Regions from separate parts of the Homo sapiens genome. Here all the other regions are linked to region 1. The links are chromatin loops, found by intact Hi-C in ENCODE. Cell type or tissue: heart left ventricle. All regions are shown on one strand.

Region 1 (4,000 bases):
ACAGGTAGGACTCCCACATAATGTTTATTCAATCCAAATTCTGAGTGTGTAAGAGGGGCAGAAAATCAACCCCACAGTTGAGTACCCAAGGATTCATGTTCATTGCCTTTGTCAATTTTATGCTATCAGTGAAAGGAATAAAGATGAGATCCTTACAGCTTGAATTTTCATTTCCTATGACACGTGCTTTTTCTTCATGCTTTATCACACTCCACTACTTAGTTTCCACCCCTTCATAATTGATATCGGCCATTTGAAGCATTCAGTAAAAACCCCACGAGGTTCATCGAATGTCCCCCAGTCTATAATTCTTGCTTTTAACATTCAGAAGCAAATTCATCTGAGTGTTTTCCACTTCCCCTCCATGGTTTTCTCTATGCACAGGGATGAGTGTAATGACAGTTGTATTAATTATATGCTGAAAAACCCACATAGCAGCAAAAATGATGGAGATCATCATTTTAAATATTTTATTAAAATAACCCAGTGTAGAACAGATAATGTAGACCCTCTTGATAATGAGAGGTTCATTAATTTTACAAGAATTCTAGAAAGCTTAGAATGGTCATCAAAATCATCTCTTTCATTTATTTGTTTTTAAGAAAGGGAAAACCTTCAGTTGCTGCTTTAGAGAACAAGGGTCTAATAAAATTTTCTAAGGTATTTTTAAATAATTACTTATCCTTCCAGGAAAAGCTTTGAAAAGGTAGCTTGAAACAGAGATGATTTAGGTTTCATAGTATTACTTGAAATGCCTGTAAATTTTCATCTTCTGTGACCCATTAAAATTTGGTTTCATTGACATATAGTAACCTTTGATAAATAAAATTGATATTTCTCATAAACAAACAAGCAGTACATTAAAATCCTTTGATTATTGACAGCAAGAACAACACAATCTTGCCTACCAAGTGTGTCTCCAGATACAGTTTAAGGTCATCCATCTCTGCTTTAGGGGGAGTCCAATTTTCTGTAGTTTCCATGGCTTCATTTAACCATTGAATGAATTCATCCAGTTTGTTTACAAACCCCTTGTGAAAGGAAAGAAAAGGGGAAAAAAAGGGGCAAGAAAGGCATGTTAGTTGGTTATTCTGTAAAAAGCCAATATTAAAAGTTCCAAATTTTATCCATGATCAAATCGATCCCACCGCACTCCTATCCTAGTTTCATCTTTGCTGTAATGGAATTTCCACTATTCCTGGACCTGAACTCTTACCAAAATGGGAAAGAAACTGTCAATGCTTCCCTCTCAGTTTTTCTCTAGAATCACTTTTCTGAGGAATTTGGATTGGATTGTGGGGTGTCACTGTATGGGTGACCTCAAAACATCAAAACATTTCTGGTGTCTGACAAGCATCCCCCTGCCAAAAAATCAGGTCAGGTCTGCTAGGAACACTCGTTGGCTTTGGGGGATTGCCAAATCCTTTACAGGGATTGGCATTCCTGTAAAGATGTTGTTCTTCACCCAGAAGCCTGTGGAGTTTAGTTGCCATAGCTGAACTAGAAATATATTTCAAAATTACATAAGTATTTACAGGTCCTTGGACGAGTTCTGTCCACAGCCCAAATGTCTGTGTCTGAGCCTGTGTGCTACAAAGGAAGGAAGCGTAGAAAGTGGGACCAATGAACAAACATAAATACTTGACTTCGGGTATGTACAGACATAAAGATATATTCTTGGCTAGGAAGCACAAATCACAATAACCTTGCAATTTTTCAAATAGTGGTTATAAAATTTTATTGGCCATTTAGAAGTATACATCTGTAGAAACAGAAAATATTTTGAAAATATGAAAGCCCAACTGCAAACCTAAGTGAAAGAAATGGGGCTGGGCTCCTGCTTTCCGTGTCTGGGTAAACAGCACCACCTGGAGGTCATAAGGAGCAAGGGCAGGCTTCCACACATAACTAGGAATGGGTTGAGATGCCGTTTCCCTATTAAACTTAACCCATTCTTCAGATGTGCCTTTCAAATAATCTTGATTAATATTTTTAATGCTTAACTGAGGATGTCCTGACACTGAAGTGGAAAGAGGTAAAAGTAAATATTTTTTATAATGTTTATCACAAGCTAGGTTTTGCCATTAGGGTTTTTCCTAGATAATATTTTAAGATTCATAAACCTTTAATTCAAGCAATTAGATTACCTCAAAAAAAATCATGAGAAAAAGAGAAAATGGAATTGTGGAGAGTGGTAAGTAAAAAAACAAATAACACTCAGGAACACAAATTGTTTATTAGAGGGGGACAAAGCAGAGATGTGGGCACAGAGTCCCATAGAGTCAGATCATACCATACTGCCATGCTCTGGTGTGTTGCCAACCTGTTTAGATAGAGCTCAGTCTATCATCCCACATAGTGGTACATCATATGGTTTCCCATATTCATACATGTTTCCAAAAGCTTTTCCTATTGAAAATCTCTCTATTGTACCAAGTCTCCAAGGAGAGTCACACCCAGGGATACATATCACAACCAGATTTCACAAATGCAAGATTTCTCATTTATATTCTTTCAAAAATCTATCCCAATTGGTTAGATTTGATAAAACTAATGAGAAATATCATCTTAGAGACATCATAATCACAAACTGAGACCTACACAATTGCAATTGGCTGAGCTGGGAACTATATGGTAGTTTAACATTCCTCCAGTCCTAGACTCCAACCCTAAACTGATTGACAACATCATTGAGGTTTCTGTTGGTCATCACTCAGAAGATTTTCTTCCAGGTGAGGTGAAAATATGTCCAACAGAGAAGGTTTCAGAAATTTCATACAATGTATTCCCTTACTAAGTGAATTTTCTGGTGATCTACCAAACTCAGCCTTTTTTTCTAATTTTCTCATATTGCAACTCTTTCCAAATGCCAAGAATCCATGCAAGATCATTCATTTTGCCCCTTCTCCTATCTTCAGGGTATCAGTTTGTCTGTTCTTTCGCCTTTCCTGCATTTGCATAAATTTGAGAGTTGCTTTGCTTTTCATTTCCTCCCAAATACTTGACTCTTTTAATATCGAAGTTACACTTACTCAAGCTCAGTCTTCTCAGTAGAGTGTCCCATGTGTTCAAAATGTTATTTCCTAAACTCCTTTATCTGGTAGACTACCTAGGGATCAGAATATTTCACAGGTTCATATCTGACTTGATGTTTACCATAGATCCCTTCAGATGTGTACAGTAAATCTGTGAGCAGAAATAAGGGCAGAGTCTGTTAGAACTCCAGTCCTAATTCTCGATACTCTCATAATTAAAATTTTCGTGAAAACTTAAGAGACCCTTTGCTGACCAGATGGACTTACAGAAGTATTGTCTGTCATCTGTGGATGCTAGTCAGAAAAGCAGAATTTAGATGGTTTATAAATGGGAGATGAAAATAGTACTTTATACTTCTTGCAGCATTAAACAGTTTTTACTATTGTATTTAGAATTGTGTTGTTATATCTGTACATATAAATTGGTTTGGGGAGAAAATTAAGTCAGAAAGTATATTATTTAGGGAACAAGTGGTTAAATCCAAGAAGATAAATAGTGAAAGACGTTATTTGAAATGTAACTAGTTAAAAAACCATGCACTATCTTCTCCCCTTCAAAAACAAACACAAATAACCTGTGTGTGTATGTCAGTGCATGGTTGCTTCATCATAAAAGTTAGTCTTAGCCAAAAAGCACTAAACAATGTGTCAGGTTTCCTAACAGAACCATGATTACATAGTTAGCTGAAATCTGTGAGATGCAGATTAGACAAAACCCATTGGTCCTGGGTGAACATTTCCGGATGGCACCTCTGTGTATCCCAGCCAGATAGCAAAACAAGGCTGTCTGATATAGGGGAAACAGGAGTCCTCTCAAGGATTCTCTCTGGGTTTCTTCTGAGTTATATCCCACCCTCACAACTTTTTATTTGTTGCACATTTCCTATCTCTTTTCTTGCCAATACTAAAAAGTTTCATCACTCACAATAGAAACCTGAGATATCCCAGTGTTCCGAACTTATAAT
Region 2 (4,000 bases), 860 kb before region 1:
TTCTCAGTCTATGCCATTTGTCATTCTATTTCATTGTTAACTATGGATTTTTTTTTTTTTGAGATGGGGTCTTGCTGTCACCCAGGCTGGGGTGCAGTGGTGTGATCTCGGCTCACTGCAACCTCCACTTCCTGGGTTCAAGTGATCCTCCCACCTCAGCCTCCCAAGCAGCTGGACCTACAGGTGTGCACCACCATGCCTGACTAATGTTTGTATTTTTTGTAGAGATGGGGTCTCACCATATTGCCCAGGCTGGTCTCAAATTCCTAGGCTCAAGTAATCTGCCTGCCTTGGCCTCCCAAAGTGCTGGGATTACAGGTGTGAGCCACCACACCTGGCCAACTACAGAAATTTGATTACTGTGTTTGTTTGTTTATTTATTTATTTATTTAGAGACGGAGTTTTGCTCTTGCTGCCCAGGCTGGAGTAAAATGGCACAATCTTGGCTCACTGCAACCTCCGCCTCCTGGGTTCAAGCGGTTCTGCTGCCTCAGCCTCCTGAGTCACTGGGATTACAGGCGCCTGCCACCACGCCCAGCTAATTTTTGTTATTTTTAGTAAAGACGGGGTTTCACCTTGTTAGCCAGGCTGGTCTCGAACTCCTGACCTCAGGTGATCCGCCCACCTCGGCCTCCTAAAGTGTTGGGATTACAGGCGTGAGCCACCATGCCCGGCCTAGTATGTTTTATTAAACTGTTCTGAAACAATCATTTATATTCATTTTGAAAATAATTTTTAAAAAGATGTCTACAGTGACCGAAACTTTCATGGCTCACATTGGTTATGCTGTTTTACAGAAAAGGCTGTTTTCAGGCTTTTGACCTAGAGTTAGGGCTTAACTCCAAAGTCTGAAAGATGAGCTATTGCCTAAAACAATTATCACACTACTTATGACTTCTGTTTCATAATACTTAGTGTGCTACATATAAATGAAGTCCAAGAGTACAAGGCCCTATCTTGGCTGCTGCTTGCTAAGAAAAGCAATATAAGTCTGCCCTGAGAAACAAAGTAGTTGCCTCCAAATGTATGGAGAACATTCCAGCAGCCCATTTCAAAGTTACCTGGTCACGTGCTAGCCACTTGACATATGTCATTATGCCATTTCTCATTACCACAACTTTCTGAGACTGTTTCTGGAGATGAGGTTAAATAATTCAGGGTCAGAAAGGCAGGATTTGGACTCAGTCTCTGTAAGTTCAAAGACTGCGTTTGCTTTATGATGCTGTGTGGTTTCCCTATACCATCTTGTTTCCCAGGCTAAATGTACATGGGACTATAATTTCAAGTCGTTATTTATCATTGCCTTGAATAACAGCAGCTTTAAAAATATAATTGATAATAATATGAGCCTACTGACAAGCTACTCAGAAAAACATACCATTTCTATAACCTCATGGTCCACGATTTTTGGGTTGTGTTTATTTGTTCCTGCCTCATTTTATCACAGCAATTTTCTGACATTTGCAAGTTTCTTAAAATGTAGTTAATACTAACCATACATCCTCACAACTTGATGACATTGAACAAATAAACATTAAAAATCCCTTTGCATTTGAACGTATGGTAAAAGCAAAGATTTCTATATTTACATATGTAATATAGACAAGTAAAATCAATGACATGGAATACCTATGTAATAAAGTAATTGCTTTAGAAATGTGTGTGATAATTGCATATCAGCTGAATAATTCATTACTAAAATTATTGGTAATGAATGTTCATTTAGTACGATTATCTCATGTGTGGGAATATGCTGATGTACAGTGATTTACAGTAAACTTTAAGGATGAACATTTTATTTTTAGACAACTGCTTGTTCATTAAATATGAAAAAGTGATGACAAAACAGGTTTCAGTGATGCATTCAATTTGCAACGATAGAGTTTCAATCATAAATGGCTTTTGGGTTATATTAACTATAGCCTATAAATCATATATAAATATATGCGTGCATGTGATATCACACAGAGCTGTCCAGCAGAGGGCTCCTTTGAAACAGAACATGAGAAATGAGGCCACTGTTCAAAGTGGAGTCAACATGGTACTTTTAATAAATTATATTGAGGTTTAGCAAAGATTTATTCCAAACCAGCCAATGGTTTTACAAACCATTTTCCTAGAGATTGTAATTTCATGTATTTACAAGTGAATGAGATTTTCATAATACTTGTCCTATGAAAATATAAAGTGATTAAGGCCAGATATTCTTATGAAATGCAAGCAAAACCAACTAATAAGTCCTCACAAGCTGTGTAAATAGATGTGCATTTAATTACACTTACATAGCAACACAAACCAAATGCACAGGAACATTTTACTAAAGGGAAACCAATTTTTTCCCAAAGGAATATATTGTTAAGCAATGACTGTACAAACTCGCTCCTTTTATTAGAAACTACAGTTGACAATGAAAGATTGCTCCCTTCTGCCCAGTGGAGGGGTGGTGAGAGCTCTGTGGAATTTTTTCCTTTATAAATGATTTAGATGTACCTATACAAGAAAAGTACTTTTCTCTTTATATACTGATTCTCATTTCTATTAATGTTTTTAAGAAATAACTATGTATTCTCAAACATAAAATGATATGACACATTATATGCCATATTATATATGAGTAATACTAAAAATGCTATAGTTGATCAGACTAATACCTTTCACATGGACTTCTGAGTGACATCATTTTTGAAAAATGGGAAGGCTAGGCTGTGTAACAATTCAGAAAATCATATTTTTTTAATAGAGTAAGTAATAGGTGGGGTTAGGAGAGGGGACCCACAGAGATTATCATGTTCTTAATTTGGGAGTTCTCAACAGCTTCTAAAATATAAAAAAAGAATCATCAAAATTGACTCTTCATTCAGGTCAACCTTACAGTTCACATTCAATTTTAATAAATGGATACATCATTTCACTTGATGAGAAAAGGTGAACTCTAGATCCCTAAAGAAGATATTGACATTTATAAAACAAAGGCGAGAGATAACAAATATTTAAAATAGCAATCTAAAATCCTTCATAATCACTAAGATGGATTTTGTTCTATGTCATGCAGCCATAAAGTCAACACTCTAGAATCAGGATACATGAATCACATTGTTCTAGAATCGACAGCAATTCCAATATTCAAATAGCATGAAATAAAACAAAGAATGTTTAATGGCCTTTAAGTGAACAAAAGCAATATATAAATTTTTTATGTTTAAGTAATTCTTATAATAAACAACTTATATGAATACATGTAGACCTTTTGCCAAATCAGAGCTACCTCCTGGTATTCAGTGACACTAAAGACCAGGAAAAGTTAATACATGTATTTAACTAGTGAGATGTTAACATGAGAGGCTGGAAAAGCCAGATGTGGTAGAACTTGTATAGTAACAAATCAAAAATCATGTTGATGTGAGTACTTATTATCTCAAACATGGAAAAGTAATCAACCAACACGGTATCATCTCAGAAAATAGCACCACTCTAATGGAACCCAGAAAAACAATCACATTATATAATTTTGCATTTCCCACGTGCATTTTAAATGCCATTATTTTTCCTCTTTTGATCTTTCCTTTGTATTTGTAAAAGGAGCTTTCATCTTCGGATATGTATGTGAGGATATGCACTGGAGTCTGCATGCTTCCATGTTTATGATGCCAACAGCCAGACAGACTTTGGCAAATGACACTGACTGTACCAAGACAGTTGCATCTGACTGCTTAAACCCCTCAGCTTCTCTGGGCAGTTCAGGAGCCCCTGCTGTGATGTTTTGTTTGCACACGTGCACAGATAAAGGCCACCACTCCTCTCATTAAACAAGAAGACATGCGGGAAAATTAATAATTTAATTTGCAGGGAGAAGATAGATGTGGAAATCAAATGTGCATCTACAACCTTCCCTGGGCACTCACGTTAGTGTCTGAGGAGATCTGATGCCAGTTCTGTTGCCTGGCTTATGTCTCTAGAATAATATCAAAGTGTCAGCAAAATCAGTGCTTTCAAACTGCTG
Region 3 (4,000 bases), 1.2 Mb before region 1:
TTCATGCCTTCAAGTCATCACCAAAGTATGTGAACACACTCTGAAGGGCCAGTGTGCTGATGAGCCATGGTTGTTAGCTTCCCAGCTCCACTTGGCTGTCTCAAAGAAAAATGGGATTCAGGTACTCCCTGTCTAAATTATCAGCCAAAGGGCACCAACTTCCATTCCCAAGACCTATTGGAAATTTTCCTACTCAGACCACGTGTGGGCTCTGCTTGGTGGCTTTAGGCCAGGAGAAGCCAAAGACCAGAATGATGGGGGTGGGAGGGAGCCAGGCCAAGTGCAGGATTGGTGGAGAACTTCCCAGAAAGCCTGCCCCCAAACTCAAGATGGCCCAATCTGTGGGTCTTGGTTACTTTTCTGCTAGTTTGAATCCAAAGGCAGAATGTAGACTGGGAAGGGGAGAGAAATGGTGTCTCACACCAGAATTTAGGAAGCAGTTGAGCTTGGGCTCACTTGCAGATAGACTGTTAAGGACACATTTTAAGAGCAGTAAAGCTTGCCAAAGATCACAAAGCAGTGGGCCAAAAAAAAAAAAAAATTGCCTTCATTTTTTACACCGCTATTGTTTGATTCCGGCAAAGCAACTCACTTTGTTTACCGAAACTTTAATGCCCAGGAAGTCAAACCCTATGTAATATGCTAAGGGCATCAAAGGGAAGAAATATAAGAGGAATATAATGTTCCCTGCCACTTTTCTCCCGCTCTGTTTTACTTCATTTCCACAAGAACTGGAGTGTGTGAGTGTGTGTGTGCTGGGGAAGAGGAGATGCTTTTTGAATGCTTCAGCTGTAGGCTGAAGTCTGTATTATTCTGGCCTAAGCATTTGTGGGAAAACCAAAGCAACTTCTGCAGAGATGCCCAAATGTTGACAGACCAAGAATGATTGAAAATCTTGAAATCTTTCCTGCAAGTCCCTTCCAACATAGTTTGATCTTCTCACATTTATTTGAATCTTGTGGAAAGAACAGCAGAATTGCCATGAAATTCCACACCAGGTACTGTCAAAAGATAATATTCACAACATGTCGGCTATTAACCATAGCCATATTTTATATGGCATATTTTATAACCAGGACAGAAATAGAAAAGAAGTAGAAAATATACCTAAGAAGGTAATTCACCCAGATGATATTCTTTTCATTTGCATTCTTGGCATTAATAGCTATGGTGGCACTGGACTGTATCCAAATATATCCTCCGTTCTTCTGCATCCAGCGATAGTACTTTGTCACACACTGACCCTTATTCAGCACTGGCGAAAAAAAACAAAACAGAGGCATTGTATTAAGACTGGGATCAAATAACTTTTTTTTTTTTTTTATCTCTGCAAAACCTTAAGCCTAAAAATGGGAGGACCTACACCAAGCCAGGGTGACCCTCTGTATGCTTAATATAGAATGCCATTAGTAGGACAAATGAAATCAATTCAGTGGAGCGGCAGCTCTGGAGCCAGGGTTACTGGCATTTGTAGCAAGACTTTATTCCGTTTTGGGCAGCCATGGTGTGAAAAGAATAAAAGGACTACAAATCTCTTTGGCTCACAGAACACCTAATGCGGTGTGGATATTGTCAATGGATTTGACATCAGATGGTAAGAAAGGCAAATTTGTATGTGATTTATTCATAGCTTGGAGGTAGACCTCTTTGAGATTCTGGATATTTGAATGGTTCCAAAGATGCTTTACCCCTCGTCTTTGATCGTTTCTCCTCCGTGTGAGCAATCTCAACCCGCGTCCTTATATGTCTGTTCCTTTTGATCTTGTCTAACAGAATTTATAGTCCTCCGATGAACTAAATTTACACTGGTCAGTCGGGGGAGATTCTGGTGAGACTTCGCTGAATGTTGGAACAAAATAAATTCCCCAGTGGAGTCAGAGAGAAACACTGGCCTAAGGGAGGCACAGAATTGACTTGGCTGGAGCCAAACAGAGTGACAGCTCCACACAGACTCTGAAATATGGCCCCAAATGAAGGAGCAAGTAAAAACAATCAGTAATGTGAAACGGTGCCATTAAATACCCACTGAAAGAGAGCTTTAAAATGCAGATGTTAAAAATGATACTTGAACCAAAATCTCGCCAAGTTGAAATTGATTTGATTTGTATCTGGGTACTCCTGAGCTAGTAAAAGGGGAAAGCACAGTAAATCATCCCCTGAAATAAAGTGCTGTGGATGGGAATGGTTTAAAAGGGTGCCGGAAATGTGGAAAACCTGCTGTTATTACTTGGCTGCGGATCGCAGCAACTCGGCGCCCCGCGAAAGCTCACCGGCTGGCTGGCCACTAGAGGGCAGTGTGCACTCATCTACGTCGCCCACTTTTGGCATGTCCTTGCCTCCGTCTGCTGAAATGAAAAACCTCTAACTGCTGTAATAAATTTGGCTAAATTAGCTGCTAAATGGTTATCTCAAGTAATATGTATTTGCATTAATCATCTTGCTCTAAACCAGAACAAGCCAGAGTCCTAAAGACGTAGTAAATTCATATTGTCCATTTAATTACGGCTAATAAGTGCTTCATATACAACAGTTTCATGAAGTACATTTAGATTTTTTTTTTTTTTTTTTTTGGAGGGGGGTGGATGGGTGTGAAGGGAAGTCACTTTGGAAAAGGGCTGTGTTTAAGGCTGTGGAAGCTCTTCTCATCTTGTCCTGAGCCACTCTTCCTGGCTCTGAAAGTGCCACATCCATCTATTACATCCATAAACATATAAACTTGGAAGGTTTTCTTCCATTCTCCTTTTTTTTCTCACAGCACACTAACGGGACCGTTGTAAAATTTGGTAATTATGTCTTAACTGTTACTTGAAAAAGCCTCACTTTGATGAGTGTTTCAAATCATAACAAGTTTCATTCTGAAACTCCTCACCAGTTTAGGGTGTTTTGAAGGCCCGGAACTGTCACCTTCTCTTGGTGGCGTGGCTCCACAGGTTGCATTGTACTCTCCTTTTGTAGGCAATTGTAAGTTCTGCCATTCTGCATGCATGGCTTCCCAGGCTACAAAACTGCGTGGTGAAGCTGAAAGCAGTAAAATACTAACTCTGCCATACAGCTCTTCTGTCAAACCATTGTTGCATGCAACAAGATGTGCTTTTATTCAAATCCTCTCAACCTGGTTAACTATTAACAGAGGAACGATGGGTTATATAATTCTGTCCACTATTTTCACAGAGAAAACTTACAGCACCCCAATCAGTGGTTGGGGGTATAATTCTGTCTGCTTTGTGTCTGGAATGAGGAATAATTCCAAATGGTTCTAGTATGTTTAACAAAGGCAAAGAGACTAAGAAGCCCCTTTTTAGAATCACATGAAGAATACATTGAGATGGCAGGCCAGATCAGCACAGCCTGCCTGGGAGTTCTAGACTAGAATTTGACCAAAAGCAGGCAAAATTTTAAAAAGAATTATCTCCACTTTACAAAGTATACAAAAGGGGCAAAGGGATAAAGGAGTTATAATATCAAATTAGAATCTGCAGAATCAATGTAAAGATCACCCCCTCCTTCCTGATAATACTTTCTCTTAATAAAATCCCAATTTGGAAATAGACATCCAGCCAAACGTTTGGCCTCCCCAGTGGTCTGCACGTATGTGTAGCGAAGGGGGCTGAAAGGCTTCTTTGCTAAGGGACCGTATGGTGTCATCTTTTTGAATTACAGTAGGATGACTCTGGGTCTACCTAAATGGATCTGTGTTTCCTGAGAAGATAAATCCAGCACTCGTTTGTTAGGGCCCATGAATATAATAATACAGCTTTCTTTATCACCCAGGCCAAGGGTCAGCTAGCAAGAGAGGAGAGCTAAATATGAGAGGGGCAGGACAGGTGACTTCTGATGTGAGGAGGTATCTGTAAAAAGACTGAAGGGGAAGGGAATGGCTCACGGCTTCCTTGGGGAGTCGGGGAGCCACGTGATAGCCCTTGACTTCCTGTGGTGAATACCACAAAGCAGGTTCGGGAGCCCACCGTGGGCGGCTGAAGAGGACGAGTTTGACTGACCT
Region 4 (4,000 bases), 1.7 Mb before region 1:
CCCCAGATAATTTTTAAGATAAGTTATTTGTAGAGATGGGACTTCACTAGGTTGCTCAGGCTGGTCAGGCACTCCCTGGCACAAGCAATCCACCTGCCTTGGCCTCCCAGAGTGCTGGGATTACAGGCATGAGCCACTGCACCTGGCCAGAGTGTCTGATTTACTAAAATGGGATCTAACATATAACACAGACCAGCGTATGACCACATGTTAGAAATGACAATTGGACATATGATCGTGAAGTCACCGATCTTACTGTGTATTGCATAGTATACTAGTTGGCTGAACAACCTTGGAATAGCCTCTGGAAGGTATGGTCAAAGTGTCACCTTGAAGATGATAATCTGCAAGATTGGAACACTGTCCTTTAAGGTGTAGTGTTTCTTTTGAGTCAATGGCCATTATGTGGTTTTGTGTAGAATGAGTCTGGGTTCCAAGAGGTGGAGGAAGGGGTGGAAGAAGCTCACCATGAATCCCAGTGACCTGCGTGGGAAATTTGTGCTTCTTGTCCTGCAGTGTTGGGTCCTAGCATTCTAGAGGTTCTGCTTCCCAGAGGGGAATACATCAGGATTCTCAGAATCCTACTAAACCGAAAACTCTACCTTGTCATTTTATGCCTCTCATGACATGAGATCATCAGGCTAAGAAAGGAGTTATACTGGCAGGAGTAATTGGCCTTGATCATGAGGAGGTAGGGTTGCTTTCCCATAATGGGGTTAGGAAATAGTATGTTTAGAAGGAGATCCACTGGGATCTCTTGATGCTGTCATGTGACAAAGGAATTATAGCTGCTGTAGCCTGCCAAGGGCATGGAAACCAGGAGCTCAGGAGCCCTCAGAGTTGGAGGTCTAGGTCACTCACCAGGCAAGCAGCCTAGACCAGCAGTTGTGCTAGCCAAAGGGAGTTCCTGATACATATCAGGAACCACTGCAACAGTGAGAACTGTGGCTTTTTTGTGTGCATGTGTGGCAGGATCTTGCCCTGTGACCCAGGCTGGAGTGCAGTGGTGTGATTATAGTTCACTGTAGCCTCGACCTCCCAGGCTCAAGCCATCCTCTTGCCTCAGCCTCTCAAGTAGCTGGGACTACAGGCATGTACCACCATACCCAGCTAATTTTAGAAATTTTTTGTAGAGATAGAGTTTCCCTATGTTGCTCATGCGGTCTCGAATCCCTGGCCTCAAGCAGTCCTGCCTTGGTGTCTCAAAGTGCTGGGATTACAGGCATGAACCACTGCACCTGGCCTGTAGCTTGTTTTACTAACTTCCTTTTGTAAAAAGGATCATACTAATAGGATCAAACTTAATCATAAGAATAATCATAATTTATAGATTTTATATATTCTTGGCGCTGTTTTAGGTACTTCACATTTGTAAATTCAATTCTCACACAACCCTATGAAGTCATTAGTATTATTATGATAACTTTATAGATGAAGAAATGGAGACCTAAGCTGAAGTCACTAAGTGATCAAGAGTTCAGAGGAGGATATGGATTGTGGGATAACATTTGAATTGGCTTTTGATCCTTTGCTTTAAGGCGGGAAGGATGAATAGCAGATTCAGTGGATGCATAGAGGGGAGGTATTCCAGGTGGAGGACATGGAATAAACAGATGCACACAAGGACCAAATAGAGATACAGGCTTGGTGAGCGACAGCTACATGAGTTTGCCAGAGCACAGGACTGATGATAGCAAGAAATGGGAGGTAAATTTTAAAAAGTATATCTGGGCCGGGCATGGTAGGTGGCTCACACCTGTAATCCCAGCACTTTGGGAGGCCAAGGTGGGTGGATCACTTGAGTTCAGGAGTTTGAGACCAGCGTGGCCAAGATAGTGAAACCCCATCTTTACTAAAAATACAAAAATCAGCCAGACACGGTGTTGCGTGCTTGTAATCCCAGTTACTTGGGAGGCTGAGGCATGAGAATCGCTTGAACCCGGGAGGTGGAGGTTGCAGTGAGCCGAGATCGTGCCACGGCACTCCATCCTGGGCTACAAAGTGAGACTCTGTCTCAAAAAAAAAAAAAAAAAAAAAAAGTATATCTGGGCCCTGCTAGGTAGAGTTCTGAAGGCAAGTTAAAAACTTTGAATTGTGTTTTTGGCAATAATGGAGATTGAAGGGTTTTTAAGGGCAGATGTGGCATGATCAAAGGAGCTCTCTAGAAAAGTAGTTTCTAAATGTTGGATGGTAAGTAGATGCCAGTTTGGCTGCCTAAAATTTGCGTGGGGATGTTTTAATAACACGATTCCTGCGACGCACTTGGGGATTCACCAAACATATATCTCTATTGATTGTCTTTTCTCTTTTTCCTTGTCCCTGACTGTCAGGTTTCTTTTCCTCTTTAAAATGGAGGCCCCCTTTCTTGCTCCCTCATATTTATTTGTGACAACAGTTAATTGTGACTTCTGGTTTACATACCTATTATGTCTGAGGTTACTCAACTCAGTTCTCAAATGTTTGGTGACTTCTAAGTTTTTCCATGTTGGAGGTCTTGCTAATAAGACTCATGAAGAATTCACTCTTCTCTTTGGAGTCCCTAAATAAATTAAATCCTTTGGGTAATTTTTTTTTTGAGACCGGGTCTTGCTCTGTCCCCCTGGCTGGACTGCAGCAGCACAATCATAGCTCACTGCAGCCTCAACTTCCCAGGCTCAAACAATTCTCCTGCCTCAGCCTCCTGAGTAGATGGGACTACAGGCATGTACCACCATGCCCAGCTAATTTTAAAGTTTCTTGAAGAGACAGGGTTTCTCCACATTGCCTAGGCTGGTCTTCAACTCCTGGGCTCAAGCAATCTGCCTGCCCACCTTGGCCCTCAAAAGTGCGGGGATCACAGGCATGAGCCATTGTGCTCAGCCTCATGATAATTTTTGAGGGACAGTTTTCCAATTTTTCTTTTGTCTTCACTTTTCCAAGCTAAATAGTGTCTGTCCTTTTAATCGTTCCAATTGGGTCATGGTGTCAGACCTTCAATATTGTGTCAGGTTCTAGTATACTTGTGATCTTCTTAGATGCTGGCGCCCAGGATGGCATACAGTGCACTAGATATGATTATGATCCATATAAACTAGAGTGGGACCATCCCCCCCAGCACCACCTGCCACTGGACACTAGATCTCAGCTCAGGGTCAGTAAGAGCTCAGTGGCCCTAGCCCTCTGCTGTTCCTTGTAAAGCTTGTGGCCACTAAAGCTTCTAAGCCTTTTCCCTTCTTGCTCCTCGTCATACCTCTTTCATCAGTTGCACATGTGGTTGATTCCTAGAGAGTTATTGAGGAACTGAACTCATGACTTTAGCTGATTGATGATCCCATCCAGCTTTCTTGTGATGGGTAATTTAGTGTAATATTGGCACAGTTGTGATTCCATCTACTTTTCTTGTTCTTTTCTTTTTTTGAATGACATAAACCAGTATTTGCTTTTATTATTATTGTCTTATGTTCTAGGTCTGGTTATAGCCCTTATTTTTTTCATAAAACTAAAAGTTAAACTTCTTTGTATGTTTTACCATCAGTCACGAAGAATAAGAACTTTCAAAACAGAGTTTTGTTTTGTCCTTTAACTGGTGCATATGGTCACTGATTTTTTTTAGATGAGTGAACATGGAAAAGAAAATTGATACCTAGGAGACAGATAACATGTGATGATGTATTTTTTTAATAATCAAGGTATAATTCATATATCATAAAATCTATACATTTTAAAGTATATAGTTCAGTGATACCGTTTCCTCTATTGTTTCCTCTACCTCTGAGAGATCATATTGTCAGCTTTTAGAATACTAAGTTGTGAAAGCATCATCACTATCTAATTCCAGAACATTTTTATTATTGCCAAAGAAACCCCATACCAGCTAACACAGCTAATAGCCGCTCCTCATTTCCTACCCCGCCAGCTCCATTTAGACTCTGTCTTCCTGCCATTCTCTATGTGTGGACACTTGAGCCTTCCATCTTGGAGCTGACTGGCACACTTTTTTTCCTTTACATCGTAAACTGTA
Region 5 (4,000 bases), 250 kb before region 1:
GAACAATTCCACTATTGTATAGTGGTGAAATATTCACAACATTGTGATTATCCTAAGTGTTTCAGCCTATAAAAAGATACAACTGGGGCTTCTAGCTCAAATAGTAATGCATTTCATTTAAGGTACATACAGCATTGTGGAAACGAGATGGATTCAATTATATTTGTACATCTCATGGCTATGATATAAATTTCTTCCAAACTTGATCCATTCTGCCTGTTTCTAAATGGCTAAAAGCAACTGGTCAAATGTGAGGAACACCTAAATACCAAGTTTAGGCAATGCAGGATGCAACTATTGTAAGTCCCCCTGACCAGCTCTCAAAGAAAGCAGGCTTTTGCTTGTCTGGGCTTAAACTGAGTTCTGATTTCTCATATCAGGTTGTTTTACTGTCCTTCAAGAACGAATATGCTCTTTGTCTTGCTCTCTGTTTTTCTACAATCTTTCAACTTAAGAGCCAGAAAAACCTTAACAAAAAGTGGTTTGGCTGGAGCCATGGGGAGTTGGAGAAAGAAGAAAAATTAGATAAAGAACTGGGGGAGACAGACAGAAACAGATGGGATGAAATTTGGTATAGTAAAATAATGCAGTAACACAAGAAAGCCCAGTGCATTGTTCAAATGCTGAGGACATGACTCATTTGAAATCTGGCCACAGAATAGGGATTCCCTAGGTGAGGCAAATCTGGTCTTACTAAATGCTGGCATTTAAATTCTCTCTAGGTAATCAATTCTTTCAACTTGGCCCACTTGGAAATGGGCAGGCCAATTGGCTGAGGCACAGATCTGGGGTGTGAGAGTGTGTGTGTGTGTGTGTGTGTGTGTGTGTGTGTGTGTGTGTGAGAGAGAGAGAGAGAGAGAGAGATAGATGATAGGTGATGCCCAGTAACATCCTTGTCATTTAGCATAGCAGGGCTAGTTATTCAGAAGTGCCAGATAATTTAAAGACACTTCACATCCAGCAAAACATTGGTTTATTAAAGTGATTTTAAAGGTAAGTTTGATAAGATTATACCTGTATTGTCTAGTGCAAAATTCATACACAATCACCAAAGGTAGTTTCTTAAACCTAGTTGACCAGCTTTGGAAAATATTAAGCACCTAATGTCAATCCAATTAACAGAATGGGAATTGTGCTGTGTGCATGAGAAATGTTTGCTCTTACAGCTTTCTCAGTTTGTAAAATCTGAGCAGCAGCATTTAAAACTCTTTATGTGCGTACTTGAGCATGCACAAATACAAGTAATTGCCTAAAATCTAAAATCTACTGGCCACCAACTATCACATTTACAGACCAATAAAGTAGAAAAGGCAATAAAGCTAAAAAGTTCTAAAGGAAATATATGCACTGTAAGTAAATACAGCTCCTCAACCCACCCCCCAAAACACCACACTCATACACATACACATAGTAAAACAAAACCCCAAATCACTAGAGCAGACCAAAAGGAAAAGAAAAAGCACACACTGGCCGCATATGATGAGTTAAATTTTTATACCACGGGATTTATCCAGCCTGAAGTTTAGGGTTAAACCATTCATCAAAGATCAGAGGCTTATGATGAGGATTATGAAGAAATAACTGTCAGAATACAGCAAAAAGATTAGCGCAAAGTACATCTCTGAGGCAGGTCCTAGGAGGCACTCCAGACATACATTATGTGCTTCCTCCAAATTAGGCAGAAAGATCTGGATCTATCCAGTTACCTTTCCTTTGATGTGATTTGCTGTAACTGACCCCTCTATTTTTATAGAAACATGACACAAAAATGAAAATAGTGAAAAGCACAGCAGTATGCCTGGAAATCAGTGCAAATGCATACTGTTAGATCATGTTAAAACTTCTCAAGCAGTTTCAGTGGGTTTTTAATTAGAACACAGTAAATAAAAAACATTTGAAAATCTGGAAAACATTTTTGTTACTGTTGCAGACTCTATCTGCTATTCTAAGTTATATCTCTTCTGGGTGGCATTATAATCATTTCATCATCTGAAAACTTAGTTCTGGAAAAAAAAAAAAACCAAGCAAATGGAATTTGGTGAATTTTACTGTCCTGATAAAAAGAGCATCACCACTGATGGTTTTCAAATGTCTTTAAAAAGCACAGCTTTTTCTTTTTCTTTTTCTGAACTTGTAGTAAGAACAATGACAACAATTAAGCTCTTGTAGACATGAAACCTCATATTTATCAAACAATTTTTACTATGTATTCTTGACATTAAATACTGAAGGCATGTCAACATTTTGAGATTAAATAATTTGTCCTGGTTGATAGTATTTTAACAATATGTGACTATTTATACCCAGTTATCCAATGCTAACGTCTGGTAAAAATTTCAGGCATCCAGATGTTTTGTCCACATGATACTGAAAAAAATCCTGAATAGGACCAGTAAATATGGCTATTTAAATGGCTCTAGGCCTATAACAAGTCACTTGGGGGCGATGTGAGTTCTGCAGAAGTAAAATCTGGCTGTTTCTCCCTTTGCCCGAGATAAGGCCAGGCATCACCGGGGCTTAACAAAAAATACTGCTGACTGGCAGACGGGCTGGCTGCTAGTTTGACATTGTCCCTGCTTGTAAAATGTGAGGGTTACACAGATCCACCAGCACATTCACTTCCTCCAAGTCTAAAGATGGAGCTGCTCATCATTTACATTTCATTTCAATTCTACGTCTATGTAAGAGAGAGAAGAAATTCCCAGAGGATCAAAAAAGGGAGAGTGCTTCGCAAAGGCTTCTCCAGTGCCAGAGCTTCTGGAGCTCCAGATCTCAGCATGACTGGTGACTTGAGGGTCACAGTCACATGATGTCATGCTCAGAGTGGTGTTGCTTTCAAGCCTTTATCCCCTTTCAGAAAACAAAATCAGCCAGGCTCTACCAGCCCTTCTGCGGAGGTTGGCAGAGCCAGCAGTACAATCGGTTCTAATAGGACTTGTTTTGAAGCAGCTTATGGAATTGCAGTTACTCTCCCTTAATGGTCAGTTTTACTGCATACTGATGGAGAATGTGATTATAGGGTGGACATGTTTCACAGAAAATACATTTCTCTCTCTCCTACTTTTGTTCTCACTTGCAGCCAATTGTAAATAGAGTCTGAAACACAGAAAATTAGTTGAGCTATATTAGTAAGTGGGATGCCTTTCTTCAATTTTGCATACTGAGTTTATTTTTAGGGTATATATGGTATAGATGCCCCCCCTTAGTCCCCATTTCTAGCAGCTCTACACAGAATCACACATTTTAATAAGCTTAGGGCACAGGTGTTGCAGGAAAAAAAAATAATGATGTTTGCCATTCATCTTTCAAATTAAATAATGTGTTTTTAAATAGTAACTTTTTTCATAATACATTATGGGAACAACATTTATCTGTCACATTTTAAAAGATGTATTTGTAATAAATGTAAATTACTTTTAGAAAATCAGTAATTAGGCTCATCAAAAAATAAACAATCTGCCACAAAAAAGATAATCTTTAGCATAGTTAAGTATAATAACTGTTATTTGAATAAGTTAACAAATTAGGGTAGATTGCTTCTGTAATTCATTTCCTATAGCACGAGTTTAGGTGACGGCATTAAGCTTCTGGAGTGGGGGGTGGAGGTGGCATTAGGCATCTCATACTTGGGTGAAATATGACTCTCACATTTGAAAGCTCAAATTTTCTTTAAACTTGATTGAGAAAGCATATTCATCACTGGGGCTTAGAAATGGGAAATAACAGAATCTTTGTGTCACTTTTAGAGACATATCATCATCTTGGAATTATCGATCAATAGCTGTCTTATTAAATGTGAAGAGTGGAATGACTTTCTTAAAAAATTTGATGGAAATCAGCCTGTCACCTTCAGGCAAAATTCAAAAATTCTGTTTTTATCAAAACGCCATTAACTTGTCATGTATTCTCTCTGCATTTGCTTTCTGAGCCTGTTCTCAATCTGTATGTGGATAAATAAGAGCCTCTTCTTTAACATCAACTTTCCCCTCCTGTTTGAATC
Region 6 (4,000 bases), 1.7 Mb before region 1:
AGACTCTGTCTCAAAAAAAAAAGCTAACTAGGCCAACTAGGCTCACTCACCAAGTGATTGTCTCCCAAACACTGGTGTTATGGTGTTCAACATTCAAATTTGAGTCTCAGCAAAAGACAAATTGCTATAGGTCATGGGTCTTTGGTACCACTGTGAATGCTAAATCCATGAATACCAGAGGTTTGGTAAACTCTGTGGTCCCTCAGCTTCTTCATGGTGTTGGGTCTTTAGAGAGGCTCGGCATATGATTTATTGATTCATGATGGGGGATAATTAGGTAGGAAGAATTAGAGTAGACAGACAGAGTAGTTAGAAAGACAGACTGTTCAGGGCCCTTATAGCCACCTGCATCCAAATGAAACTATATTCTGGGTTGGAGCACAACTTGATCCTCTCTGTGAGAAAGCAGCACATGGCCTTCTCTAAAGATTTTATGAATGGGAGTGAGAAATGGAGGAGAGCCAAAGATAGCAGCTGGGCTATTCTCTTGGACCATGCAACATAAAAAATCTTTTATGGAATAGGTTCTACGTTTGTCTGGCACAGTGCAGGAAGGGTAAATGTTCTCTTGCGGCATTCTCCACCCCCTCCCCCATGCCTGCTCTCCTTTGTGATCCCTGGGAGAGAGCACTTCTCCAAGCACAAGCCGAGGAGTAAATGGTGCAGGCAGAGTAAAAGAATCCTCCCCTGCCCCGCAAGCCCCGCTGGAGGCTGCCGGCCCAGACAGGGCAGGACACAAGGCAGTTGCACAGAGAATAAAGGTGTGTGCATGTGGCTCAGGGATCTGAACAAAGCTCCAGTGGTGACAAGCGTCCCAGGAAACCAGACTGAGAGCTGGTCACAGGCCTACAGTGTATGCCAAAGTGTACCAAATCTGTGGCAGGAGAATATGTGTGGTCGCATGGAAGCAAAGCTCAGATGATCCAGTTAAGTAGTCATCCATGGGAAGGCCGGGTAAGAGCAGCGCAAGCCATGGACCATTGGAGTTCTGCGGGTCGGAAACAGGCAACATCAGGAATTAGGGAAGCTGCCCTGCTATGAGGCCAGGTGGTTTTGTTTAAAATTTTTTTTTTTTTTTTTAATAGAGACAGGGTCTCACTGTATTGCCCAGGCTGGTTTTGAACTCCTGGGCTGAAGCAGTCCTCCTGCCTCAGCCTCCCAAAAGTGCTGGGATTACAAGCGTGAGCCACTGCACCCAGCCTAAATTAAAACAAAAACAAAAGCTAAATCCACTAGCAGAGTCGGAGGAATTGGTTCTGAGATTTTTTGGTTGAGAGGACCTCCCACCCACCGCCCGCCGAATACCTTGAGAACCAATTTGTGTTACGAAGCCCAAATGGCTCATTTCTAGGTTCCTTACTAATGTAATCCTATGTAACCCTATACCCTTTTCCTGACCCTCAGCCACTTTTCTTCCTGGCTGAGGGCTGACCTATCACCTTTGGAAGAGAACACAGGCAAAGGAGGAACGGCAGAGGGGGCTAGGGGTGGGGCTGGGGCTGGGATGGCTGGTACACACACCATCTCAGGGTGGCTGGTGGCTGTGTGGGTGTGGGGTGCGCTCTGACCCTCGCCTGCAGGCCGCTTTTTCATAGCATTGCCATCTATGCCTTTGAAGCAGAAAAGAAATCCCACTTTCCTCTGAGGCCCCTTTTGTAATATGGCTTTCCTCTGGCTGGTTGGATTAGTTAAAATTTCATCAGCTTCCCTTAAAAAAATTTCATCTCATGAAAAGTGAGGATATCTCTTGAAGATGTTCTCCACCTTCAAGAAATAAAGAATCTGATGTGCTCTTATTCTAGAAACTTAGTATCTCTTGTAAGCTTAAACAAGTCAGATGGTGTGCTTTAGAACTATATAGATGTATTTGTGGTTGTTCAATGGTTGTATTAAAAGAAAAAAATGAGATTCCCACTCCCTTCTCCACCATCCCAATGTTTTGTGTTCTTCGGGGTGTGAGAGTGGGCAGGTGTTCAGACCCTGGCAAAAAAAGACCACACATCCTGAAAACCAACTCAAAATAATAGCAGCCAGCATGAGATGATAAGATCAAAGCAGTAGGGGGCAGTATGACACAATTGAACAGAGGTTGCTAGTCTAATAAAACATCAGAAACAAGGCTCTTTGAGACAACAAAGGCAAAAATTGTGCTAAGAGCTGTAAATCTTGCATGCTAAATTCTGGTGCAAGAGACAGTCATGGTGTATCATAATTAAACATGCTACTAAAACATAAATTTCTTACTGATAACTTCCTCTTAGTGGCCTTGTTTCCCAAGGAGTGAAACAGAGCTGGTCACCCATTAGCATTAATTGGAAAGATTTCTGGTGTCTTCAGCACAGATTTGCCTTTTGTGTACTGGAAACGACAAAGGAAAAATAAATCACCATTGTCATAGCCATCAGTGTTCCCTAATCATCTTTATGAGTATGAGGCTGTGTTAGTGCTGAAGGACGGGGTTTGTTGGTTGACTCCAGCATCCTCCAAACTTGCAGGCAGTGGGTGGAGAAGAAGGACCATTTATAGGTACTGTATTGGTTTCTTTGGGCTGCTATAACAGAGTACTACAAACAGAGAGGCCTTAAACCACATAAACTTATTCTCTCACTTTAGGAGGCTAGAAGTCCAAAATCAAGGTGCTGGTAGGGTTGTGCCTCCTCCAAGTCCTGTGGGGGTGATACTTGGTTGCCTCTTCTTGGCTCCTGGTGGTGGCCGTAGATCCTTGGTGTTCCTTGGCTTGTGACAGCATAACTCTAATCTCTTCCTCTGTCTTCACATGGTGTTCTCACTGTGTCTCTGTCTTTACATGGCTGTCTTCTTATGAGGACATCAGCTGTGTTGGATTAGGGGCCCACCCTAATCCAGTATGACCTCATCTTAACTAATTATAAGGATCCCATTTCCAAATAATGTCACCGATATGGTTTGGCTCTGTGTCCCCACCCAAATCTCATCTTATAACTCCCATAATTCCCGTGTGTTGTGGGAGGGACCCAGTGGGAGATGATTGAATCATGGGGGCAGGTCTTTCCCATGCTGTTCTCATGATAGTAAGTCTCATGAGTTCTGATGGTTATTATAAGGGGAGTTTTCCTACACAAGCTCTCTTCTCTTGTCTGCTGCCATATGAGATGTGCCTTTCACCTTCCGCCATGATTGTGAGGTCTCTCCAGCCACATGAAAGTGTAAGTCCAATAAACCTCTTGCTTTTGTGAATTTCCCAGTCTCAGGTATGTCTTTATCAGCAGCTTGAAAATGGACTAATATAGTCACCTTGCGGGGTACTGGGGATTAGTCTTTTTTTTTTTGAGACAGAATCTTGTTCTGTTGCCCAGGCTGGAGTGCAGTGGCATGATCTCGACTCACTGCAACCTCTGCCTCCTGAGTTCAAGTGATTCTCCTGCCTCAGCCTCCCAAGTAGCTGAGATTACAGGCAGCCACCACCACCACAGCCGGCTAATTTTTGAATTTTTAGTAGAGATGGAGTTTCACCATGTTGGCCAGGCTAGTCTTGAACTCCTGACCTCAAGTGATCCTCCCACCTAGGCTTTCCAAAATGCTGGAATTATGGGTGTGAGCCAGCTCACCGGGCCAAGGCTTTCGATATATCTTTTTTTGGGGGGGGACATAATTTATCCCAACAGGTCATAGATATTTTTGAGTTGTTTGGATTCTGCCACCTGATCTGACCTGTTACCATATCATAGCATCTCTCAAACAGGGCCAGTCAATTCTGGCTGCCTACCAGCCTACTGTATCTTCCTATAGACTATTTGCTAAACAGTTACCTGAGTAATCCTTTTAAAATGCAAATTGATCAACACAAGCTCCTGCTTAAAACCCTCCAGTGGCTTCCTATCCCTCTTAGAATTCCCAGGCTTAAGTGATTTGGCCCCTGGTGTTTCTCTGATCTTTCCTTTTTTTTTGGACACAGGGTCTCGCTTTGTCACCCAGGCTGGAGTGCAGTGGCATGAACATGGCTCACTTCAGTACAGCTTTG
Region 7 (4,000 bases), 1.7 Mb before region 1:
AGTAATCCGAGATCACGCCACTGCACTCCAGTCTGGGTGACAGAGCAAGACTCTGTCTCAAAAAAAAAAAAGGAAAAAAAGAAAGGGAGTTGCATATTCCCTATGTATCCTCTCTCTGGAGGTAGTGCAAAGCATGTGGGTTTTGGAGTCAGGCCTGACTCCGTTGTGTAACCTAAGGGTAAGATTTTGGCCTCTCTGAAAGCTCAGTTTCTCATCTGTAAAATGGGGATAATAATACCAGCCTCATAAGGCAGATGTGGTGATTAAGTGAAAAAATGAATGTAAAATGCTTAGAGCAGTGCCTGGCATGAAGCAGGTGCTTACTTTGCTCCTTGTCCTCCCAAGCCTCCAGTGGGAACTTCTGCTTTCGGAACAGTGCCACATTCTCTCTGGAAAACAAGCTATGTTATTTGTTAAGCTGCTCCAATGGCTCAGTCAATAGACTAAGAGTTATAGTCCCCAGAGTCAAACGACCTATTGTTATTAAATTGCCTTGGCCCTGCTAGTTTTGGGAGTTGTCATCTTGCACTGTTGATTTACAGTTTTCTTCCAACCCTTCTCTTGTAAATGTTGTTACTAGTTCAGGGCACTAGATGGCGCCATTTTACTAGGTATCGATAACTTTCAAAAACGGACCCCTCTGTCCTGCACTTTAAAAAAAAAAAAAAAAAGAAAAAGAATTTATATCGCATGCATCAGTATAGCCATATATTCCAGCACATCAAAGAAATACCTTTACATTTTGGTGTTTCTTTCATTTATAATAGGGAGAGTGTAATGCTGAGAAATCACCCAGAGGTGCACACGATTTAGTTCCATGGTTTAGTAGAGCAAGAAAACTATGGAGTAGACTCACAGGGAAGCCACAAATTTAATGGAAACTGGAAAATGAAGTGAATGAGGTAAAGTCAAATAAAAGTGGATTACTTGGTGTTTAAAGAATGGATAGGTAGGCTGGGGCACGGTGGCTCACGCCTGTAATCCCAGCACTTTGGGAGGCCGAGGCGGGCGGATCACCTGAAGTCAGGAGTTCGAGACCAGCCTGGCCAACATGGTGAAACCCTGTATCTACCAAAAATACAAAAATTAGCCGGGCGTAGGGGCACGGGCCTGTAATCCCAGCTACTCGGGAGGCTGAGACAGGAGTACTGCTTGAACCCGAGAGGCGGAGGTTGCGGTGAGCCGAGATCACGCCACTGCACTGCAGCCTGGGCGACAGAGGGAGATTCCGTCTCAAAAAAAAAAAAAAAAAAAAAAGAAAAAAAAAGGATAGGTAATGCCATGGTAAGCTCTAACAATGGAAGGATTTCTAGGGAAGATGATAAGCCGCTGTTAATCTCCACCACAAGGAAGAATAGAACAAGAAGAAATGGACTTATATGACTACATGAGAGACGTAAGTTAACTACAAGGAAGAATTTCTGGAGCCAAGGCAGTGTAATGTCACAACCAGGAAAATTATCAAATTTTTCTTTATTAATGTTAAAAACAAAGTAGACAAGAACTTGACATGTACAGGTTGGTTTATTTGCCATTCTACTAGAAGACGGAGGAAGGTTCTCTCCTTTATCATGATGCTTATTTGAAGCCTGGCATGACACAGGGTAGGACAATAGTCTTGTGTCCCAATCGTGCAGGCTGGGACTCGATATGAGCTAACAGGATTAGCAGTGTTTTGAAAAGTATCCCATTATTATGTGTCTGTATATCGGTATTATATTAGAGATCTATAGGAGTTGCTGGCATTTTTTTTCTTGGTTTCTAAAATACTTATATAAGGGTTGGGCTAGAGGGAGGAAAACGATCACAGGCGAAGAGAAAATCAAAGATCTCTTCATTGGCACTGTTTTTTGAACCTCTGTCTTGTTACTTATTATATGATCGCTCAGACTGTGGTTTGGTTTTGTTTATTGGCTATTCCTTATTGATACCTGTAATAGCTTGTAGATGAATATGGAGATTACATAGTTGTGATTATACACCAAGTCCACAAGGGGGCGCCAAACTCGACCTTCTCCCCAGAGTCACCCAACAGTACATATGGTGTCTATCCTGGTCGGTCTCCTTTCTTCCTCTCCTGCCCCATGGTACCATCAGTCCTCCTCCCGAGGTCCCATCTTCGTCCTGGGAGAATGCTTCATGTATGCCTTTTCAGGTTCTTCAGATCCTCATAGCAAATAATAAATAAGACAATAAAACTTTCCATTGCTCACAGTGACTGCCCCTCACTGCTTAACTTAGCTGCGCTATTCTAACAATACTACATCTTTCCAGGCTGGGCCTCACGTGGCTCATGCCTGTAATCCCAGAACTTTCGGAGGCTGAAGTGAAAGGATCCCTTAAGGCTAGGAGTTCAAGACCAGCCTGGGCAGCATAGCAAAAACTCGTCTCTACAGAAAATAAAAAAAAATTAGCCAGGCACAGTGGCATGTGCCTGTAATCCCAGCTACTTGGGAGGCTAAGGCTGAGGCAGGAGAATCGCTTGACCCCAGGAGTTCAAGGCTGCAGCGAGCTATGATTGCACCACTGCACTCCAGCCTGGGTGACAGAGTGAGACCCCATCTCTTAAAAAAAAAAATACTATATCTTTCCTAAGGTCATCTGCCAGGAAGGGGAGAGGTGAAGAAATAAAGATGGTGATGGAGGATTGGGATGAGGTGGAGAAAATTTAGTCCAGCCAGATTTTTCCTTTACTGATTATAAATGCATTGCGTGTTAACTGTAGAAAATTTGGAAACAGATATAGAATAGGACAAAAAGCAAAATTATTTATACTTCTGCTACTTCTAGATAACTACAGTTAATATTTTAAAACATTGTATTCTATGTAGCCATAGGAATTTGGAGAAACTGAAGCAACTGTTTGTAGAGAGCTGATCTGAAAAGTTATCCAGGGGCTAAAAAAGCAAGCATGATCTGTGGATCAGTGGGTAGAGAAAATCTGTTCTCAGAGAGAAAAGTGAGGCAGGGATCTAGAAAGAAAAGCAAATGAAGGTCTCTTGATCTCAGAGAGCAATAGAAAAAGTAAGAGTGGCTTTCTGGATATGAATAACTATTACGTATAAATTAAAAAAAAGAATGGCTTCCTGGGTCTTCTGTGCTTCTCCTTTTCCCAGTTCCCAGGATTAGGAGTTTTGAGCCATGACAGTACCGCTCTTAGGTCCTGTGAGCAGTTTCTCAGTAGCCTTTCAATAGTTCAAACAAGTAGGTTTTCTTTTCTTTTTTTTTTTTTTTTGAGGTGGAGTCTTGCTCTGTCGCCCAGGCTGGAGTGCAGTGGCGCATCTCGGCTCACTGCAAGCTCCGCCCCCTGGGTTCACGCCATTCTCCTGCCTCAGCCTCCCGAGTAGCTGGGACTACAGGCGCCCGCCACCACGCCCGGCTGATTTTTTGTATTTTCATAGAGACGGGGTTTCACCGTGTTAGCCAGGATGGGTTTTCTTTTCTTGAAATCAAAGACCTCTGACTAGAATAGCCACATGAAGTAATAGGAGCTTTATTATTACTGCTATTGACAACCTTATGGAAAGTGCCTTTTTCATTCCATCATTCACTGGAAAGCACAATACTGATGCTCTGCCCAGGGCCTTTTTTTACTATTCCCTTTAACCAGAGATTCAGTATGCTTTCACTTCCAACAGCCCATACCTACAACCCTTCTTTTTTTTTTGAGGTCTGCCCACCTACTGGAACCCACCTTACATGCACGCATAAAGAGCACCTGCCTGGAAATTTGTGCCCCACTGAGGGGACCACTAACCAATGACTGGTTATGGGAATATAAAGCCCTAGCCCCCTTTCCCTGGGTTGGAACAACTCTGAAGCCTAACTTACTTCCAGAGTTCTGCAGGATCATGCTGAAGCTACCAGCTGTGGACTTTGAGACTGAACTTGCAGTAGGCAGCGTCTAAGGTGGTCCCCAACGATCCCCGCCTCCTTATATTCATACTCTTGTGTAATTCCCTCTCCTTGAGTGTGGGATAGACAGGGTGACTTGCTTTTG

What was found. Peaks named below come from ENCODE experiments on the same cell type or tissue, not always from the same donor. Only the 100,000 strongest peaks of a DNase experiment are listed, where the experiment ranks them.
Region 2: a loop joins it to region 1, with 5 times the contacts of the local background. A loop is called at or near these places in 44 of 110 quality-filtered maps.
Region 3: it touches region 1 in a loop (16-fold over the local background); 89 of 110 quality-filtered maps call a loop at or near these places.
Region 4: a loop joins it to region 1, with 3.0 times the contacts of the local background. A loop is called at or near these places in 43 of 110 quality-filtered maps.
Region 5: it touches region 1 in a loop (5-fold over the local background); 33 of 110 quality-filtered maps call a loop at or near these places.
Region 6: it touches region 1 in a loop (4-fold over the local background); 18 of 110 quality-filtered maps call a loop at or near these places.
Region 7: a loop joins it to region 1, with 6 times the contacts of the local background. A loop is called at or near these places in 37 of 110 quality-filtered maps.

What each region holds. Positions count from the first base shown.
Region 1 is chr14:32,574,151-32,578,150 of GRCh38, reverse strand. AKAP6 (A-kinase anchoring protein 6) reads right to left here. Exons shown (of 14, transcript NM_004274.5): 5 at 909-1,031. Among named protein-coding and RNA genes, the nearest start is that of AKAP6, 250 kb to the right of the region's middle. In heart left ventricle, a CTCF peak has its summit at 1,883 (motif pointing left); no DNase peak of the experiment used is centred here; H3K4me3 peaks cover 560 bases; H3K27ac peaks cover 531 bases.
Region 2 is chr14:33,430,585-33,434,584 of GRCh38, reverse strand. All of the region lies in intron 4 of NPAS3 (neuronal PAS domain protein 3), which reads right to left. Among named protein-coding and RNA genes, the nearest start is that of SNORA89, 280 kb to the left of the region's middle. In heart left ventricle, CTCF peaks have their summits at 1,770 and 1,980 (motif pointing right); no DNase peak of the experiment used is centred here.
Region 3 is chr14:33,791,152-33,795,151 of GRCh38, reverse strand. It overlaps NPAS3 (neuronal PAS domain protein 3), which reads right to left. Exons shown (of 12, transcript NM_001164749.2): 10 at 1,108-1,255. Among named protein-coding and RNA genes, the nearest start is that of SNORA89, 84 kb to the right of the region's middle. In heart left ventricle, CTCF peaks have their summits at 2,088 and 2,287 (motif pointing right); a DNase peak (open chromatin) is centred at 2,271; H3K4me3 peaks cover 501 bases.
Region 4 is chr14:34,313,084-34,317,083 of GRCh38, reverse strand. No RefSeq gene overlaps it. Among named protein-coding and RNA genes, the nearest start is that of SPTSSA, 150 kb to the left of the region's middle. In heart left ventricle, no CTCF peak of the experiment used is centred here; no DNase peak of the experiment used is centred here.
Region 5 is chr14:32,825,371-32,829,370 of GRCh38, reverse strand. All of the region lies in intron 13 of AKAP6 (A-kinase anchoring protein 6), which reads right to left. Among named protein-coding and RNA genes, the nearest start is that of NPAS3, 110 kb to the left of the region's middle. In heart left ventricle, a CTCF peak has its summit at 2,431; no DNase peak of the experiment used is centred here; H3K4me3 peaks cover 254 bases; H3K27ac peaks cover 636 bases.
Region 6 is chr14:34,299,392-34,303,391 of GRCh38, reverse strand. No RefSeq gene overlaps it. Among named protein-coding and RNA genes, the nearest start is that of SPTSSA, 160 kb to the left of the region's middle. In heart left ventricle, a CTCF peak has its summit at 2,053 (motif pointing right); no DNase peak of the experiment used is centred here.
Region 7 is chr14:34,321,137-34,325,136 of GRCh38, reverse strand. No RefSeq gene overlaps it. Among named protein-coding and RNA genes, the nearest start is that of SPTSSA, 140 kb to the left of the region's middle. In heart left ventricle, CTCF peaks have their summits at 603 (motif pointing right) and 1,984 (motif pointing right); a DNase peak (open chromatin) is centred at 1,996.